2 separate regions of the Mus musculus genome follow, and region 1 is linked to region 2. The links are chromatin loops, found by intact Hi-C in ENCODE. Cell type or tissue: left cerebral cortex. All regions are shown on one strand. Links, peaks and the distances in the headings refer to the core of each region. The heading gives the core; the rest is flanking DNA. Region 1 overlaps Gm26544 (a long non-coding RNA gene). Region 2 has its middle 25 kb from the start of Gpr88.

What was found. A loop is a pair of places that touch in the nucleus more often than their neighbours do. Peaks named below come from ENCODE experiments on the same cell type or tissue, not always from the same donor. Only the 100,000 strongest peaks of a DNase experiment are listed, where the experiment ranks them.
Region 1: a loop joins it to region 2, with 2.4 times the contacts of the local background. A loop is called at or near these places in 2 of 42 quality-filtered maps.

What each region holds. Positions count from the first base shown.
Region 1 is chr3:116,155,792-116,165,447 of GRCm38, forward strand. It overlaps Gm26544 (a long non-coding RNA gene), which reads left to right. Exons shown (of 6, transcript XR_375975.2): 2 at 4,532-4,584; 3 at 4,867-5,005; 4 at 6,939-7,048; 5 at 7,479-7,536; 6 at 7,938-9,656. Among named protein-coding and RNA genes, the nearest start is that of Gm26544, 10 kb to the left of the region's middle. In left cerebral cortex, for the core only: no CTCF peak of the experiment used is centred there; DNase peaks (open chromatin) are centred at 3,755, 7,955 and 8,598; H3K27ac peaks cover 224 bases.
Region 2 is chr3:116,223,945-116,233,600 of GRCm38, forward strand. No RefSeq gene overlaps it. Among named protein-coding and RNA genes, the nearest start is that of Gpr88, 25 kb to the right of the region's middle. In left cerebral cortex, for the core only: no CTCF peak of the experiment used is centred there; a DNase peak (open chromatin) is centred at 5,144.

The sequences.
Region 1 (9,656 bases), core at 691-8,690, 68 kb before region 2:
CATGCAGGAACAAAGAAACAGCCTTTTTTTTCCCCCAGAATTTTAATCAGCTGAAGTTGGAGACTGTGTTCTTCTGTGGGTCTATCAGGGGCAATCAGGAATGTTCCACTGTACATCGTATCGAAAAGTAGCCATGGTAAAAGAGGATCCAGAAGTTTTGTAGGTACAGTTGCTTTAAACATGTGAAAGGTGGGGCTGGAGATCCGGCTCAGCAGTTAAGAGCACTGGCTGCTCTTCCGGAGGTCCCAAGTTCAAATCCCAGCAACCGCATGGGGCTCATAACCAGCTATAGTGAGAACTGGTACCCTCTTTGGATGTGCAAGCATACGTACAGACAGTACACTGTAGTATACAGAGCAAATAAACAAACCTTTTTTCAAAAAAAAATGCATAAGGCAGTCTGGGGAGAAGTGCTCAGCCTATGAAGTGCTCAGCACGCAAATATGAAGACTTGAGTTCAAACCCCAGCACCTACATAAAACTCCTGGGGCATCTAAATAAAGCCTTAGGGCTGAGGTTAGCACCTGTGGTCGCAAAACTGAAGAGTCGATGACAGAAGAACCCCTGGCTTGCTGGCCAGTCAGCCTAGCTGAATCGGTAAACTCCAAATCCATTGACAAATTAGGTCTCAAATGGATGGACCTGGAGGGCATCATCCTGAGTGAGGTAACACATTCACAAAGGAACTCACACAATATGTACTCACTGATAAGTGAATATTAGCCCAAAACCTAGGATACCCAAGATATAAGATACAATTTGCTAAACACATGAAACTCAAGAAGAATGAAGACTGAAGTGTGGACACTATGCCCCTCCTTAGAATTGGGAACAAAACACCCATGGAAGGAGTTACAGAGACAAAGTTTGGAGCTGAGACGAAAGGATGGACCATCTAGAGACTGCCATATCCAGGGATCCATCCCATAATCAGCTTCCAAACGCTGACACCATTGCATACACTAGCAAGATTTTATCAAAAGGACCCAGATGTAGCTGTCTCTTGTGAGACTATGCCGAGGCCTAGCAAACACAGAAGTGGATGCTCACAGTCAGCTATTGGATGGATCACAGGGCTCCCAATGGAGGAGCTAGAGAAAGTACCCAAGGAGCTAAAGGGATCTGCAACCCTATAGGTGGAACAACATTATGAACTAACCAGTACCCCGGAGCTCTTGTCTCTAGCTGCATTTGTATCAAAAGATGGCCTAGTCGGCCATCACTGGAAAGAGAGGCCCATTGGACACACAAACTGTATATGCCCCAGTACAGGGGAACGCCAGGGCCAAAAAAAATGGGAATGAGTGGGTAGGGGAATGGGGGTGAGGGTAGGGGGGACTTTTGGGATAGCATTGGAAATGTAATTGAGGAAAATATGTAATAAAAAAATAAATTAAAAAAATTTTAAAATTAAAAAAAAAAGACAATGAAACATGAAGCTGGGTGAGGAGGAGAGGGCAGTCTAGGAGGAGCTGGGGAAGGGGAATTAATGCGAGCAAAATATACCATAAGAGTGAAATTCTCAAAGAGAAAATAGAAATATTATTTTAAAAGTAATGTAGACACCAATCGCAGAAGATATCCAACCTTTACCTCTGATCACCAGATGGTCATATACACATATGCACACTTACACACACACACACACACACACACTACACACACACACACACACACACACACACACACACACAAACACACAAGGCACCAGCCAAGTGCCTTCTCTCGGTGCTAGCAAAGGCAAGGCTTGACTTCAAATGTGACGAAGCCGCTACAACTCTCCTCTGACACCCACACTTCAGAGGTTTCTTCTTGGGAAAGCCCCCCTAGCCTTCTGCCGGATTTTTCAGTTCTGGTTATAGATATGCTTCTAATGGTGGCCACTTCAGGGTGAGTGGAAAGCTTTGGAGGCATCTATCCTTGCTGAGTGACAGGTTTAGTGAACCACGCCCACACAGGAGCTTTCAGTGAAAGCAGCTGAGGGTCCTGCCTGAGCTTGCGAGCTCTTAGAGCAGAGGCTCCTGACTCCCAGGACTCCGGGAGGGAGGCGTAGACAATCGTTCTTCACGTGCCGGCTATAGATTCTAGATCTCAGCATTCACTGGAGGAGGGTTGTGGAGGAAGGAAATTTTGTGGCTACTCTGTCAGTGAGGGGAGGGGGAAAGCATCGACGTAGGAGGGCTTTTGGCAAAGAAGAAATTAAAATCTTTTCCCACTGAACCAAGCAACCAGACCAGAAGTAATTAATTCAAAACCAGTGGAAAGGCAGATAGAAATTGGGAGCTTCTATAACTTATGAGAGTGATGTCTCGTAGTGGTCGTTAGGCAGAAGGAAACTAGGGCATCTCAACACTCACGTTCACCTTCAGTCTTAGACTTTAGGTAGGAGGTAAGACTCGAGAAGGATAAAGTCTCACACGGTGTACTTTTAACCTTGGACTTCTCACACATGAAAACGCAGTAGCTGGGGATCACGGGAGGATAAAGGTGGGCACTGTTAGCTTTTGCTTGCTATGAGGTCGTGGTCGTGAATGCAAAGGATATGTGCTGTACACCTTTGCGTAGTTAGGGCTCGGCACGTAAAACATGGTGCGAAGGCTTTAGTTACTCTGGGGAGAGGTGTGTTTAAGTTTCTAAAACTCCGAGGACAGTGGCCTGCGCTCCATTAATGTTGTTGCCTGCGCATGTGCCGTCAGGCACGGACGCCAGTGAGAGGAGTCCATGCAGAATCACCAAGGAAACAAGCCTCCAGGCACTCTAGTGGGGGACCATCTAGATTCTGTGAGGGGTTATCATGAATACGTTTGCTGAGGTGGAAAGACCCATCTTAGTTATGGGTGGAACTAGTCCCTGAGTGTGGGATCCCGGGCGGTATAAAATGGAGAACGAGGGCAGGCAGCGCGGCAGGGTTGGGTCATTGCTCTCTACTTCCTGGTTGTAGATAAGATATGGCCAGTCGCTTCAAGTTCCTGCCCCTTCAGCTTTCCCCCTGCTGGAAAACTATAGCCTTGAAATGTGAGCGAGAATAAACTCTTTCTCCCTTAGGTTACTCTCGTCAGGGTAAGCCATACCAGCAACAGGAAAAGATTGACAGTATGTGATAGCTAAATGAGTGTGCTGTGAGGAAGGAAGGAAGTAGCAAAATCTTAGGGATTTGCCCTTATATCTAGGGTACTTAGCTGCAGAATTAGTGTCTGACCACTGCTACCAAAACAGTGATGGTGGTGGTGATGATGATGATGGTGGTGGTGGTGATGGTGGTGGTGGTGGTGATGGTGGTGGTGGTGGTGATGGTGGTGGTGGTGATGGTGGTGGTGGTGGTGGTGGTGGTGGTGGTGATGGTGGTGGTGGTGGTGGTGGTGGTGGTGGTGGTGGTGGTGATGGTGGTGGTGGTGGTGGTGGTGGTGGTGGTGGTGATGGTGGTGGTGGTGGTGATGGTGGTGGTGGTGATGGTGATGGTGGTGGTGGTGATGGTGGTGGTGGTGATGGTGGTGGTGGTGGTGGTGGTGGTGGTGGTGGTGGTGATGGTGGTGGTGGTGGTGATGGTGGTGGTGGTGGTGGTTGTGGTGGTGGTGGTGGTGGTGCCCAGGCTGAGAAGTCAAGCATCCTCTTCTTTAAGCAGACTGGGCAAGTGTTTAATAATCCACTGAGGCCAAGGCCAGTGGTGGAATCCACTACTTTTATTGACAGCTATCACTTTGCTATCCTTCCTCAGTGGCACGGTTGTTTCATAACGAGAGTCTGGTGAAATAAAACTGGGGCATCTCAAAGTTACATAACCAATTGCATCAACCTTCACACACGAGGGCGGACTGATCCACATTTTCTGGCCTGATACCTGGATGCTGATAATTAAACAATAGCAGAAGCAGCAGGCCATGAGACTCTTCAAATGTGCAAAACAAAAATGTTCTCAAATGAACTATTTTGTCTATACCACTTTCAAACTAATAACATTCAGGTTAGCTGGATACATAAGCCGCATTATATTATTATTATCACTGCTACTTGCCACTGTGTGGTGTGTGTGTATATATGTGTGGTGTGTGTGTGTGTGTATGTGTGTGGTATGTGGTGTGTGTGTGTGTGGTATGTGGTGTGTGTGTGTGTGTGTGTATATATGTGGTGTATATGTGTGGTGTGTTATGTGTGTGTGTGTGATATGTGGTGTGTGTGTGTGTGATATGTGATATGTGTGTATGTGGGGTGTGTGTGTGTGGTGTGTGTGGGGTGGGGGGGTGTGTGTGTGTTATGTGATATATGTGTGTGTGTGGGGTGTGTGGGGGTGTGTGTGTGTGTGTGTGTGTGTGTGTGTGTGTGGTGTGTGCATGTGTATGGTATATATTGTGTGTGTGTGGTGTATAGTGTGTGTGTGTGTGTGTGTGTGTGTGTGGTGTGTGTGTGTGTGTGTGTGTGTGTGTGTGTGTGTGCCACTGTACATGGCCACCAAATGTCAACCTCAGTTGTCTTTCTTCCAGAGCTGTCAATCTTGTTAATTTTTTGTTTCATTTTTTTTCATTGTCTGAGACAGTATCTCTCTCCCTGAGACTCCAGGCTTACCAGTTGTGCTAGGTTGGCTGACTGGTAAGTACCAGAATGACCTGTCTGCCCCCCACATCCCACCCCATGCTGGGCTTATAAGCATATGTCACTATGATCTGCTCTCCATTGAGTTCTGGGGGTCAAAGTCAGGCCCTCTTGCTTGCCTAATCAGAACCACACCGACTGGCCTGACCATTCAGCCCCTAAGCCACACTTTGAATGGCAAAGAAATGTCCTACCCTGGGGGAATTTGCTTTGTTCTACCTGTGAAGTCCTCCAACAAGACTAAACTCACTGTTAAACGTTTAACGTGTCTTTTCTAAGGAAGGATGACTGGTTATACCAAATGGAGGAGAGGAACCAGAAGAAGAAAGGACGACTATGCATTTCCTGCCTGAGGGAGACATTCCACTCATGTGTTTAGGCCTCCCCATGGGCCTGTTTCTCCCATCTCGGAATCTAGGTGAGAACAATTCCCATGCAAGCATGCTGTAAGCTCCAAGCCCTTCCAAACCCTCTTAGGATCATGGGAAAATGATGATACTCTAGGAACACTGCTTAATGCTACTATAGAGACCTGCATAAATGCTGGAAAATCTATGCTCTTCAGTTCCCCAGTCAACTAGACTTGGAAAGGGAAAAATACAAGAGAAAGAAATCCAAAGACTATCAGAAAGATTGCATCCAAAGGATGGCCCTAGAGCTGAGACTTGAAAGATGGTGCTATGTCTACCGGACTTTTGGAGAGAAGCAGCCAGGTGTGCTAGATTGACATCTCCAGGCCACCTGCACTCTCGGGTGTGGGTCTGTGGTTGTGGGGGCTTCTCTATCTAAGTGCTTTCCTCTCTTGCTCTCTTCCCAGAAGCTAGGGAGACACATCCTGCTTCAGAAGTCCTACTCCAAGCAGGGAGCAGAATTGCTCAAAACTGCTTTCTAACTTTTATTTTTTATTTTTGTAATGTGTGTGTAAGAATGCACATATGTGCATGTGTATAAGTGTGGTATATTTGTACCTGTACCTGCACACATAGAGAGGTACCAGGAGAATGTCATGTGTCCTGTGCTGTCATTCAGTCTGTCTAATATGCATCAGCCACAAATGTTTTCAATTTAGGATAGTACACAAATAGAAGAAAACACTGGATTTGTTCATTTACACATTTATTTTACATTTTTAAATATTTTATCCTTTACGTGTGTGTACACGGCAGAGAACAAAGTACGAGGGGTCTCCTGTTTCCAACATGTGAGTCCCAAGATTTGAACTCAAGTTGTCAAACTTGGTGGCAAGTGTCCTTACCCACTGAGCTATCTTACTGGCCTTTCTGTTTTAACGGAGTGGCACACTAATCTATTTTAATTGAATGAACCAGTCTCTGGGTTGAGCTTCCATGCTAGTGAAGACTGAATCTCACAGGTTTTCCGGCCAATGTCAAAAATGCAATAGGATATTTTTAAGGGGTTGCCTTCCTCCTTCAGGCCTAGATTAATCTCTCCATTTCTTAGTAGCCTAATTCAGCATGGGGAAAAAATTAACCTGAATGTCAGAGGAAGGAAAGCACTATCTGTACACACTGTACACACAACGACAGTTTTTCATATGTGTGGAATGTTTGCACACTCGGGCACATCACACACACACACCCAACACACACACATGCACATACCACTAAAAAACAGTAATCAGCCACTTCCAATGTGTGGTCACAATAGATGGCTACTTCATCTTGCTGTAAGTTACCTATCTGTTCAAATGTCCAGAGGCACATAAAATGTGTGTGCCTGTGTGCCTCTTGCCAAGAAAGATGCCACATAAACAACTTCTTAGTGATTTTAACCTTCCTCACAAATATTTCTTGCACAGAGAGTACAGAGGAAGTGACACGATGTCCAAGCAAAATATGCAACAATAGCAAGAAACACACTTGACTGGCTGTCCCCCGAGCCCTCACACAGAGCGTTTGTGGTACTGTTGTCCTTCTTTCTGTCCTCCATGCCTCTGACCCTTTTGTTTTCATTTCCTTATTTTTCTGTCCTTCTTGGCTGTCTCTGCAGCATCCTCTTAGATAATTATTGGGCAAAAGGGAACAGGAACCTATGTTCCTTTTTGTAAGAATAACAGTATCTGGTACAAAAGCCAACAGTCGCTTTTGTAAGAAGAGGCAAGACCAGACTGTAAGCCACAGGCATCGTAACTGGTGCTTCGGTGTAATCCCGTGCTCAGGGTGGCTTTATTGAGGTAAACCGTTAGGGAGGTGCTCAAACAGTAACTTGCTGTCGTCATCCTTTCAGTTTGAATTATGAATTCAGCAGTGTTATCTTTTACACTTTTTTCTTCAAAAGTTAAGGTTTGTATGGTTTGAATTCAAACTTACTTAAGTTTCTTCCTGGACCAGGGTCACCCCTTCCATCCTCCAAAGTGACATGTTCCAGGAGTGTCAGAACTCTGTTTTATCCATTCTGTTGTATGATTGGGAGGAGAGTTGAGCATTTTGCCTCAGATGTGGTAGGTGCTTTGTATTCACACTGCATGTTCAGTTGGTCTTTAAAATTGAACAAATCCATATCTTTGTATAACAGTTATTGAAATGTCCTAAAGTTGGGGCTGGAGAGACGGTTCTGTGGTTAAGAGCACTAGCTGCTCTTCCAGAGGACCATGTTCAATTCCCAGGACCTACATGGCAGCTTAAAACTGTCTATAACTCCAGTTCTAGGTAATCCAATACCCTTAGAGAGAAGGCAAACAAAAAATAAATAAGTCAAAAAATAATCTAAAATAATAATAGCCCTAAATAATATTCCTAAGGTTCAAGACATCCATAGAAAGACAACACTGATTCTGTTGTTTCCTCCCATGACCCATCCAACCATACTGGTCTGACACAAGTGCTTTGAATTATAGCCAAAGCTTATGGTATTTCCACTTCACTTTTCAGCATGTATATTCTTGATTTATCAAGCACACATCTTCCTTGCTGCCGTTTTGCATGGGTGGTAAGTTAACATCCTCATACCTTCGGATGCTCAAACATCCTCTGTCCGTAAAGTTATCTCTCAATTTATGGTAAAAGAAATAGCTAATGGTTGCACCCCAATAACAATGCAAGTATTCTTTGCTGGTTGAGCTAAGCAGTATGCAGGAATTATATTTTTCTCTGATAGCAGCTCACAGGTTTTCCCTTTGCATGGACTTCTGGGATTGGTTAATCCATAATGCCTGCCGAATGCTCACCTATAGTGTCGTTCAAGGGCTTCGTTTTCTTGCCTCTGGAGCGCTTCCTTTTGGGTCTCTCCATCGTTCTGCACAGTTGTCCTTACAGGACTTTCTTCCCTTGGCTACTGTAGCACAGCAAGCTGTCTCACAAGCCTCTCTTTTCTCCTTCCCTTTTCCACAGCTCTCCAAAGCTTTCTAGGACAGAACAAGTGGGAGTTCCACTTTCTGAGATCTTGTCTGTGTAAAGTTTAACTGTTTCTTTATGTGTGATAACAGAGTGTGAACATGTGAAATAAGATGGGAAAAGAACATATGTAACAGCCCAGAGGCAAGAGAGTGGGATATTTTAGATCTGAGAAGGAAGTGTCACAGGTCTGTATTAACCAAACAATAAAATATTGGACCACAGCACTAAATTCTCAAGAAGACAACTTGAAATGAATGCAAAAGAAGTCATTTGAGGCAAACATTAACCCAGAGATTTATAAAAGAAACAGGGCAACTTAGACGAGCCTTCTCTGTGCCATCTTTCTGGGTTAGAGACAATACCATCAGTGATACTCACAGCCTAAACCAAAGTTGTAACAACAGAAAGGTACCGTGAAGAAAAAAAAAAGTGACTCAGAAAGATTCACCTGATGCCTTCCCACACTTTCCACGTGAGACCATGTGACTGCAGCATCATGAGGTAACATCCATGTCTACTGAAGGAGATGTTCATTTGGCTGACTTGGGAGTAGGAACGGGGAGGACTGTGAAGAGGGCCCGAGTCACTATGAGATTACAATGAATGGGAGCCCATCTCTTCCCACTCCTTTCTAAAGCATGGCTGACTTTAATGCCTGGACATCATCATCTGGTTCCCTGAACTCTCTCTGGCTAACGAAGCACACTTGGTACTTATTTTAACTAAAAGGGAAGTTAAATCTTTCCTTTCATGTAAGTCTGCACATGCAGGGTATCTGCCCACACATTCTACCACCTCACTAGTTTATGAGATGTTCGAGTTTCCTTATGTCAGTATACCTAAAGAAAATACCAAAGGCAAATATGTAAAACAATAAATAGCATAGGAAGGAAGTTATCAAAATATAGGAGAAATGCAGGGCATAAATGCAGGATCGATTTAATTGTTTAGTTTTCCTTTTCCTAATATCAAAGGCATAACTAAAGCAAGGTGCTTTGGCTTATATTTGAAAATATAAACAAAAATAAGATTGCAAGGTAAGGCATAGAGGTAGGGAGACTAAAAATCAGCTAAGACAACCGAGGGCTCCTGGAGGAGGAAGAGTCAGGGCTCTTCAGGGATGCAGCCTGTTATGGGTTGCCTGTGCTCAATGGATGGCCCCACCTCTCTGCTGAATATGCCAGACCTAACTGTTCTCAGTGAGTTATAAAGGAGAAAGAAATAAAAAGAGGAGACCATGACATTGAAAGAGGACAGGATGGGTTCTAGGAAAAGCTGAGCAGGGTGGGGTAAATATCAAAATATTTTATGTCCATGTATGACAGTCTCAAAAACTAGACAAAATTAAATTTAAAAAATTCAGCCAAGCCCTCCAGGACAGTGCTCTATGAACTGCAGTATTGAATTAATTGCTGGCATCCTATTAAAAGGGAAATTTTCAATACTCTTGTTACATAACCCTTCATTAGCAGCTTAGAGTCTTGGTGAGCTTTCTGGATAAATGTTTATGTGATAAGAACAGTATCCGACTATTATTCACAGGAGATAATAAAGAGCTGACTAATCCCACATTTAGTGAGGAGAGGGAACACTTCCTCAGCCAGGAAGGCAAAGCTTCATTGGGTGAATTTAACCAGTGATCAGCCAGTTTGCCAAAATGAGGCAAATGATCATAAAACTAGCTTCAAACAATTTACACCCAAAGTTTAAGTG
Region 2 (9,656 bases), core at 745-8,744:
AGAGAGGACTGGGGTGAGGATGCAAGATGTGCTAAGAGGATGTCACAGAGTGTCTGGGACTACTTTTAAATACGAATCCATAAGGTTCTCTTGGGTTGCGTCGTGATGATGTCTAGGTTACTGTTATGGTTTGGATATGAAACATCCACTGAAGGCTCATACTTCAAAAGGTAGGTCCTCAATGTAGCAATGTTCAGGGGTGGAGCTGAAATTGGAGTGATTGGACCATGGCAACTTTAGCCTCATCATCGGATCAGTCCACTGATGGGTCCATGACTTTATAGGTTTTGAGGGGAGATGAAAACTTAAGAGACAGGATGTAGTGTAAAGAAAGGGGCCATTCGGGGCATGCTTCTACAGGTTATCTCTTGCCCAGATCTCCTCCTTCCACTTTTACTTACTGAATGGCATGAGGCAAGCCTCTTCCTCCACCACCCACTCCTGCTGCCATATCTTCACCTCCACCATTTTAAAAGCAAGTGGACAGGTGCTGGTAGAACCTCTCAGGGAACCAGTTCTACCAGCACCTGACCAATACAGATGCAGATATTCACAGTCAACTATCAGACTGAGCCCGGGGACCCCAGTGGAAGAGCTAGGGGAAGAACTGAAGGAGATTGCAACCCCATAGGAAGCACAATATCAACTAACTGTACCAGAGCTCCCAAAGACTAAACCACCAACCAAAGAGTATACGTGGAGTAATCCACGGCTCCAGATACCTATGTAGCAGAGGATGGCCTTATCTGACATCAATAAGAGGGGAGGGGAGAGATGCTTGATGCCCCAGCATAGGGGATGCTAGAGCCATGAGGCAGGAGTGGGTGGGTAGGTGGAGGAGCACCCTCATAGAGGCAAAAGGGAGGGGCAGAGGGGGGATAGGATGGGGGAATTGTTGAGGGGTAAATGGGAAGAGGGGATATCATTTGAAATATAAATGAATAAAATGATTAATAAAAAATAAAATAAAATAAAAAATAAAAGCAATTGGAACCATCTTGCCGTGGCGTAATGCATCAGAAACCATGAGCCAAAAGCTTTCCTGTCATGTGTGTTTTGTCAGGCATTTTGGCTGAGCAGCACAGTTCTTTACACTGAATGGACCTATGTCCTCAGTGTAAGAGCTAGCCAAGTGTCTGTTACCCTCTCCATCCCTGGTCACCTGCGACCTGATACCCATTCATCATTATCAACTAAAGCCCATGGTTTACACTATGGTTCGCATTTACATTTTGAAGTTCTATGGATTGGAACACATGAGACATATGTATCCACTATTACAGTATCCTACCAAACAGAATTTAATTTTCCTGAAATTTCCCATGCTTTTTCTATTTATTCCTTACTCTTTTTCCCCCACCCCCTAAATCCTGACATTATCAGTCTTTTTACTGCCTCCATAAACTGTGCCGTGTTCTATAACTAGAGTCATACAGTTTGTAGTGTTTTCAAACTTTTTTTTCATTTAACCATATACATTTAAGCATCACCCATATTTTTCATGGCCCAACAGCTAGTTCTTTCTCCATGGATAGCATACCATTGCATGACAGCACTGTAGCTTATTTGCCTATTGACGATCATCTTCTTCCTCCCGTTTGAGTTATCATGACTATAGCTCTATACACATTACATTGTGGGGTTTTTTAAGTGTGTGTGTGTGTGTGTCCATTTGTTTAAAAAAAAATACTCATCCTTTCCTCAATCAAAGCTAACTGTTTGTCAACAACCTGTGGACTTCGTGGAGTTCTTATCCTCATCTGCCAATCTTCCTTCCTTGTTCACACTGTCATGATTACTGCACCTTCACACAAAATCTTGTGTAGTGTTAATGTTCTCCAGCTTCACCTTACTTAATGGCACTAGTGTGTGTGCACACACACACTCTCACATACATATACATGCTTATACACACATACTAAAATGCAATACACACATACACATGTTACACACACACACACACATATATACATACAGGCACATGCATAATCCACATGTGTGCATGTGCACACACATACATGCGCATGCACACAAATATATATGCACATATACATACACAAAACACACAGAGAGACACGCACGTGCACATGGCTCTACCATATAAACAGAGCACCAGGTCATCAATGTCCTCCAGGGCGCTGCGATTCTGATTGGAAGTGTGTTGAAGCTACCAATGTGGTCAGGAGCCCCTGACAACTGGATAGGGCATTTTCTCTCCACAAATGTGGAGTATCTCTTCATTTATTTAGAACTTCATTAATTTCTTTCATCAGAACTTTATGATTTTTCTCATATGTATCTCGAACATACTATCAGATTTGTGCCCACACATTTGGGGATGCTAACGCAGGAGTATTGTATTTTGATTAAAAATGTCTTTCCTTGATAATTTATAAAGAAAAGCAATTTCCTTTTTCTATTAATCTTGTAGACTGCAGCCTCACCATAACCACAAATTAGTTTCAGGTTTTGTTTTGTCAAATCTTTGTTATTTTCTCTGTTTACTGCCATATCACAGACAGAGTTTTGCCCTTTCCTTCCTAATGACTATGCTTTTTGTTTCTTTTCTTTCTTGTTTTTAAAGATTATTTTATTTATTTGCATTTCACATGTTGCTCCTATTCCCAGTCCCTCCTCCAAGAGTTCTTCACTCCCTCCCCCTCCCCTTTGTCTCTGAGAGGGAGCTCCCCCACTGGCCCACCCTCCTCCTCACACACCCACCTACACCTACCTCAAACACCATCACCACCCCCATCCCACCTTACCACATCCCCCTTTCCTGGGGCATCAAACTCTACAGTATTAGGCACATCCTCTCCCACTGAGGCCATACAAGGCAGTCCTCGGCTACATATGTGCCTGGGGCCACAGACCAGCCCTTGTATGCTCTTTGGTTGGTGGCTTAGTCTATGGAAGCTCTGAGGGGTCCTAGTTAGTTGATACTGTTGGTCTTCCTATGGGGTTGCCATTCCCTTCAGCTCCTTCAGTCCTTCCCCCAACTCTTCCATAGGGGTCCTCGACCTCAGTCCAAATGGTTGGCTGTGAGTATCTGCATCTGTCTCAGCGCTGCATGTCATGCTTAGAGTGTGATTGCGTCCTTCTGAACACTTTCTCTAATGGCCATGTCTTTATTCCTTCCGTGGGTGCCAGGGGTTTGAACTCAGTTCCTGATTCTTGAAAACAAGTGCTCTTACCCGTTGAGCCATCTCTTCAGTTCCTGTTTCTGACCTTTAGTTACAGTGGGCAGTTTTCTTTCATTAGATTATGTGTATTTATCTAAATACACATATCCTACACTTATAACCGCTATGGTTGACCAGTTTTCCTGGGAGTAAAAAAAAAAAAAAATTGTGTGTTTCAGAAATTACAATGTAAAACACAAACATTCCTGTATGATAGGATTGCTCCAAGCAATGGCTGATGCAACGTATTTGTGAAAGCGATGCAGTTCTGTGAAAACATTTTATACTTTGTCTAGATAAATAATTGGGTTTTTTTATTCCAAAAATATACTTGATAGTATCCACTGCAATGGATTAGTCATGTAAAAATATCAAAACCAAATGTTTTCCCTTAAAAAAAAAAAATTAAATTTAGCTTTCATTTACATGGGGAAAAATTGCAGCTTTTTTTTTTTCAAGAATGACGTAATGCAGGCCCACAGGCGATTGTTAAAACCAGGCGCAGGAGAGATGGCTCATAGGCTAAGAGCTTGTATTGTTATTTCAAAGTACCTGAATTCAATTCCCAGCATTCAAGCCAGGTGGCTCACAACAGCCTGTACCTCCAGCTCCAGAGATTCTGCAACCTCTGGTCCCCATGGATAGTCGAATTTATGTGTGTATGCAAACACACACACACACACACACATGTATGCATTCACATACACATAATTAAAAGTAAAATAAGTCTTAAAAACATAACCCTAAGTATTTCTTTTTGTATTCAAGGATATGAGTGTTGTTAGATGATACAAGATCTGGTATAGTAAGTGTGTGTGTGTGTGTGTGTGTGTGTGTGTGTGTGTGTGTGTGAGAGAGAGAGAGAGAGAGAGAGAGAGAGAGAATTTGTGTGTGTGTGTATGTGTGTGCGTGTGACCACTCATGCGTATCTGTGTGTACATGCATACATGTGCATGTCTGTGTGTGTGTGTACATGTGTGTGTACATGTGTGTGTGTCTGTGTGTGTGTCTAACAACTTCCAGAACAGTGCTTTTTCTCCACACAAAGAATCCTACTAAACTCTGTGTCCCTCAACACCACAAGCTAATGTCTATTTGTATATGCAAGTAAAATGCACATATCTTCTCTGCCTAAAGTAGAGTCTGATAGAGACACTTTGCAGCCTAGACAGTAAGCAAAACAGAGTCAGTGATAAACAGCACAGTGAAAACATTACATGTCTCACTAAAAAGGTACAGAGTCTTAAATTGGGGGAAAGAGAAATAAACTGTGATTCCTCTTCAAAGGGCTGGATCGGGTGAGTCCTACTGATGGCTCAAATAATGTACTTGCACACACTAAAGCAAAAGAGATGAGAAAATGACAAGCTGTCACTTAATGCATTATCCTCCTCCAACCAGAACCTGCATTTATACTGCCATGTTAAAGTGGATGATGTTGGCAGGTTTTAGAGAGAGGGGTGTGAGTTAGCATATCGCTGCCAGTGCTGTGTCTAACAGCACATGTCCCTAAGCAAAGAGCCCATGTTCTCTACCAGGACAGGTGATGATACAAAAAGCAGGAACTGGGGAGCAGGGAGGATTATACTAATACATTTTTTAAATCAAATTTACTTCGGCTTTTGGTTTTGGTTTTTGACACAAGGTTTGGCTAGGAAGGGTCAGGTTACCCTGGGACTTACAGTCCTTTCATGCTCCAAGGTGCTGCAATCGCTACACGTGCTGATAATGCGTCTTGGATTTTTTTTAAATGTAATTGAAATTCTAGTCTTAATGAAAAACAGAAGCAGGCCCCACCAAATATAGAAAGGGCCTGCTAAAAATATGCGAAGTTCATCTGCAGTTCAGAGCTCTGGATTTTATTCATTCCCAGCTTGGGTCTATTGGAAGCCCCATGAGGCCTTGAGTTGCTTTGATAAAAAAGACAGCCTATGCAAATGGACCGTTTTGAAGATGAACTGAGAGAGACTTGGCCAATCTTCCGCTGGCACTCTTCTCAGTGTTGAGAGCACAGATGTGACAATGGTTAAATCTGCTTTTGCACTGACTAGCTTCATAACAATTCTGAACTTCCGTTTCTTCCCCCCACCCCACCCCCCGCAACTTTCACATATACACCCTGACCAGTTTTCCCTCCCTCCCTTCAGGCCCCCCAACAACTCCACAGCATCTCCCCCTACCCCAGATCCACTCCTTCCCCATTTCCCTTCAGAAAGGATCAGACCTCTCAAATATATCACCCCTGCACGGCATAACAAATTACAATAAGACCAGACACAAACCCTCTTATCAAAGCTGGACAAGCCAGCCCAGTAGGAGGAGAAAGGTCCCAAGTGTAGGTAAAAGAGTTGCAGACTGCCACCACTCTCACTGCTAGGAGCCGATAAGAACACAAAGCAACACAACCATAACTTATACACAGAGGACCCAGCATAGACCCATGCAGGCTCCATGGTTACCACGTCAGTATCTATGAATCTAGATGAGTCCTTCTTAGGTGATTCTCTGAGCGTTATTGTGGTGTCCTGGACCACTCTCCTACAATTCTTCCTCCCCTTCTCCCATGGGGCTTCCTGAACTAATGCTTGGCCATGGGTCTCTGCATTTGCTTCCATCCACTGCTGGATGACCCTCTCTGATAACAAATGGGCTAATCCAGTCTTTGAATATAGCAGAACAACAGTGGGAATCATTTCATTGACTTTTTTTGCCAGTTATGTTTGGCTCTATCCTGAGTCTCTGACCTATCCAATTTCTAGTTCTTGGCCAGCCAGCCAGTGCCAGGCATAAACTCCTTCTCATGGCACGGGTCTTGAGTTAGACAAGTCATTGGATGGCCACTCCCACAAGTTCTGTGCCTCCATTACCCCAGCACTTATTTCAGGCGGAACAGATTTTAGTTCAAAGGTTTTATGACTAGGTTGATGTCCCAGTCCCACCACTGGACACCTTGCCTGGTTACAGAAGATGACAGGTTCAGGCTCCATATCTACCATGACTGGGAACCTTTGGCAGGGACAGCCCTCATAGATTCCAGGGAGTTTCCATTGTGCTAGGTTTCCTCATCTCCCCCCACCCAAATGTTCCCCAATTCCAGGCATTTATCCCAGCACTCTCTCCCTCTACCCACTCCCTCCTGCCTGATCCCTCCTGGTACCTCCCCCACTGCCTCCAATCCACCCAGGAAATACATTCTATTTCTCCTCTCCAGGGAGATTCATGCATTGCCCCCATTTGTGCTCAATCCATGCCACATTGAGCACCCAGCTACCTTCTTACCTCTCACATCTCTCCACATGCAGACCAGAATCTCCTTCTCTGTGGACTCCCTTTCCCAAACGTCTCTCTTCCTTTCTTACAAAGATTCCTCTCTATTTAATTCCTGGCCCTGGGCCCTCGGGTGTAATTCCAGAGACTCCCTCCTGTGCTCAGATAAGTACAGCACCTTTCTGTCTCAGGACCAGAAGAAGTTTGGGGGATGTTGTTTCTCCTTTACATTGCCCACCCCTGACCACTTCTGTAATAAGAGACATTAGTATAAAGATTCCTTTCCTCACTAGAGTCTCTTTACCGAAGCTTCTAAGACAGAACTGAAATTTAGAACAGTTTTTTAAAGAAAATATTTATTTTGTGAGCAGTTGTGGAACAAATTTCAAACAGTCCCCACCACATCCCACTAGTGTGGTGAGCTTGCTTTAATTGATGAGCCCATATTGGCATATTGCTATTAACCAGGTCATAGCTTAAAAGGCTACTAAATGATTTTTGTACATTGTGCAGATGTTAGTGAACACATATTAATTTCTGTCCAGTTTACTTTATTGTATAAGATACTTTCACTGTCCTCTGAAGCTCAAGTATTCAATCCATTCATATATCCTTCCCTCAAGCAAGCACTGTGCTTTTTACTGTCTTTGTAGTTTTGCGTTTTCTAGAATATTCTATAGTTGGACTCCTATAGTGTGTGATCTTTGTTGATGGCCTCCTTTGTCTTAGCAAAATGCTTTTAAAATTCTTCTGTCTTTCCAGGCTTAATAGTTCATTTCTATTTTTACCCTTAAATATTCCATTACTTGTGTGCAGCGTAGATTATCCAGGCACATAAAGAAGGGCACCTTGGTTGTTGGAGATTTGAGGCACTTGTGAATATAGCTGTTTTTACATACAAGTTTGTGTGTGTGGACATAAGAATTCAAACTTCTTGAGTCAACACATACCAAGACACATCATTTGTGGGTTGTTTGGTTTTATATGAAGCCACTAGACCATAGTCCCAAAGGCTGTATCGTATCGCTTGGTATTCTCCCCAGCAATCCTGAGTGGCTTGCTTGGTGCTCTGACCAGAGTCCTGAACAAAAGCTCCCACGTGACCTCCCTGCTCTTATTTTGGAGTTTTGTTATTCTCACACATGTGCACTGTATACTTAACTCTTCAAGGACTTTTATTTTAGACTCATTATACCGGAAAAATAGTGAATGCTGTGGAGAGGAGAGTGTGCATTCTTGACTTGGAACAAGAACTTCAATTAAAGTAGGATCTACGTTTTCCATACAGTAAATCTCCTTCCTGCTGCTACCCGAAATTTACACTTAAGTGAAGTGGGCACACTTCTTCTTCCAAGCAGGTATAAGATTAATACAGTAGAGAAATAATCTTGAAAAGTCTCGTCACTTAAGAAACACATCTAGAAATTTTGCAAATATAAGCAGCCTCAAATAATTCACCCCAGTTCCAAGTGCACCTGGAAACATTTGCTTCCTACCATGATGTTTCCATGCTCAGAAACTGGGGCAGTGGAAAAATTAACTTTACGATCCTAACAAACCCCTCTGATTCCCATCTATTTCTTTGACTAACTGACTTCCTATCACCCTGTTGCCTGCCGAAGTTAAGCCCCCAAATAAGCTCTCATCAAGCTTCATTGTCATGTAAACTAACAGAAATGAGGAACCTTTGCTGAGAATGTGTGGATACAGTCCTGCTTGCTTATGTCTTCTTTCCAGTACCATCGTCTCACCCCTGGAGTTCCCTCAGGAACACTGAGGCAGTTCAGGTATGCGCCTTTTTGCTTTTGTGTATTTTCTTTTGAAAAAAATATTATAAGCAATAAGAAGAATGGGAGGGGGACCCTAAAAGTGAAGTTAAGAGACAAAGAGAAATGACAAACATCACACTGTAAATAATGCTTGACAAAATGTGAGAAAGGCAAGGAAAACGGCTGAAGTATCACAGTAAAAGACCTAAAACATCTGCAGGAAATATGCCCAGTCCAGTGACCTGAAAGAGACAAATTAGGATATGAATTGGGGGAAACAATACGACCTGTAAAGTGCTGCAGGAACTCACAGAAGAGAGACCATGAAACCATGAGCAAAATATTCCCAAGAGTGAATGCATCACCTGATATATTAATTATTTTTACATTGCTGTGATCCCGATATCTAACAAAAACAACATACAAATCTTATCTACTGAAGACCTTTTACGTCTTTACCTGCAAGACCTTACCCACATTTCTTGCCCTTTCTCACACTCTGCTGTGTGCATTATTTACAATGCAAGGTAAACTATCTCGCTCAGTGTTTTGTAAGGGTTCAACTTATCATGGTCACTCAAGCCATGTACTTGGGCAGGATATCAAGGCAGCAGTGACATACTGGGAGAAAGAGAGTTCAGTTCATGGTTGACTGGGAAGTAGAGAATCAGCAAATCGCAGCCAGAAATAATACACCCCCAAGGATCCACCCTCAATGACCTACATCCTGCCGCTCAGCTTGCGAGAGTTTTCATATCCTCCCTCCCAAAGTAGCACTACCATCTGGGGACCAAGTATTCAAATCGTGAGCCAGTGGGGACATACTGGAGTCCAACTGTAACTCCTGGGTAGACAGACTTGTTCTCTGGAAACAGCGTTCTATAAAAGTTGGGAAATCTTGTGCTTGAGCATAAAAACTAAGTTGGAAGCAGAGAGTGACCAGAGGCATGGGTCTGTTGCAGAAAGGAAACCAGGAATCTTTGAGCAGTCCAGCTGGATAGGTACCCTCACTCTTTCTATAATGCACGGGAGCTTCCTGAACCAATCCAGGTAAACTGAATTCGTTGTATTATAAGAAAATAATGCATCTACCATATATCAAGAAAACCAGTAAAAATCAGCAATACAATATTCCTACAGAAATTCAAAGCCACTTGGGAAATACCACCATAAAACTGGAAAAAATACATATAACCTGGTGTTGTAATCTAACTTTTAATATTTTTATAAAGTAGCTATAAGTCAGAGGATAAAACTACAAAGCAAAACCATGGGATTTCAGTTGAGCTATAAGCAAAATACAAGCATATAAAACAGAAATTGTCAAAATTTCAAAAAGGAAATAGAAGAAGAAAAAGAGCCATTCATAAATAATGTAAAATACAAGGAGTATAATGGAAATGAGGAAGGCCACTGAAAACATACATCTTCAAAACAA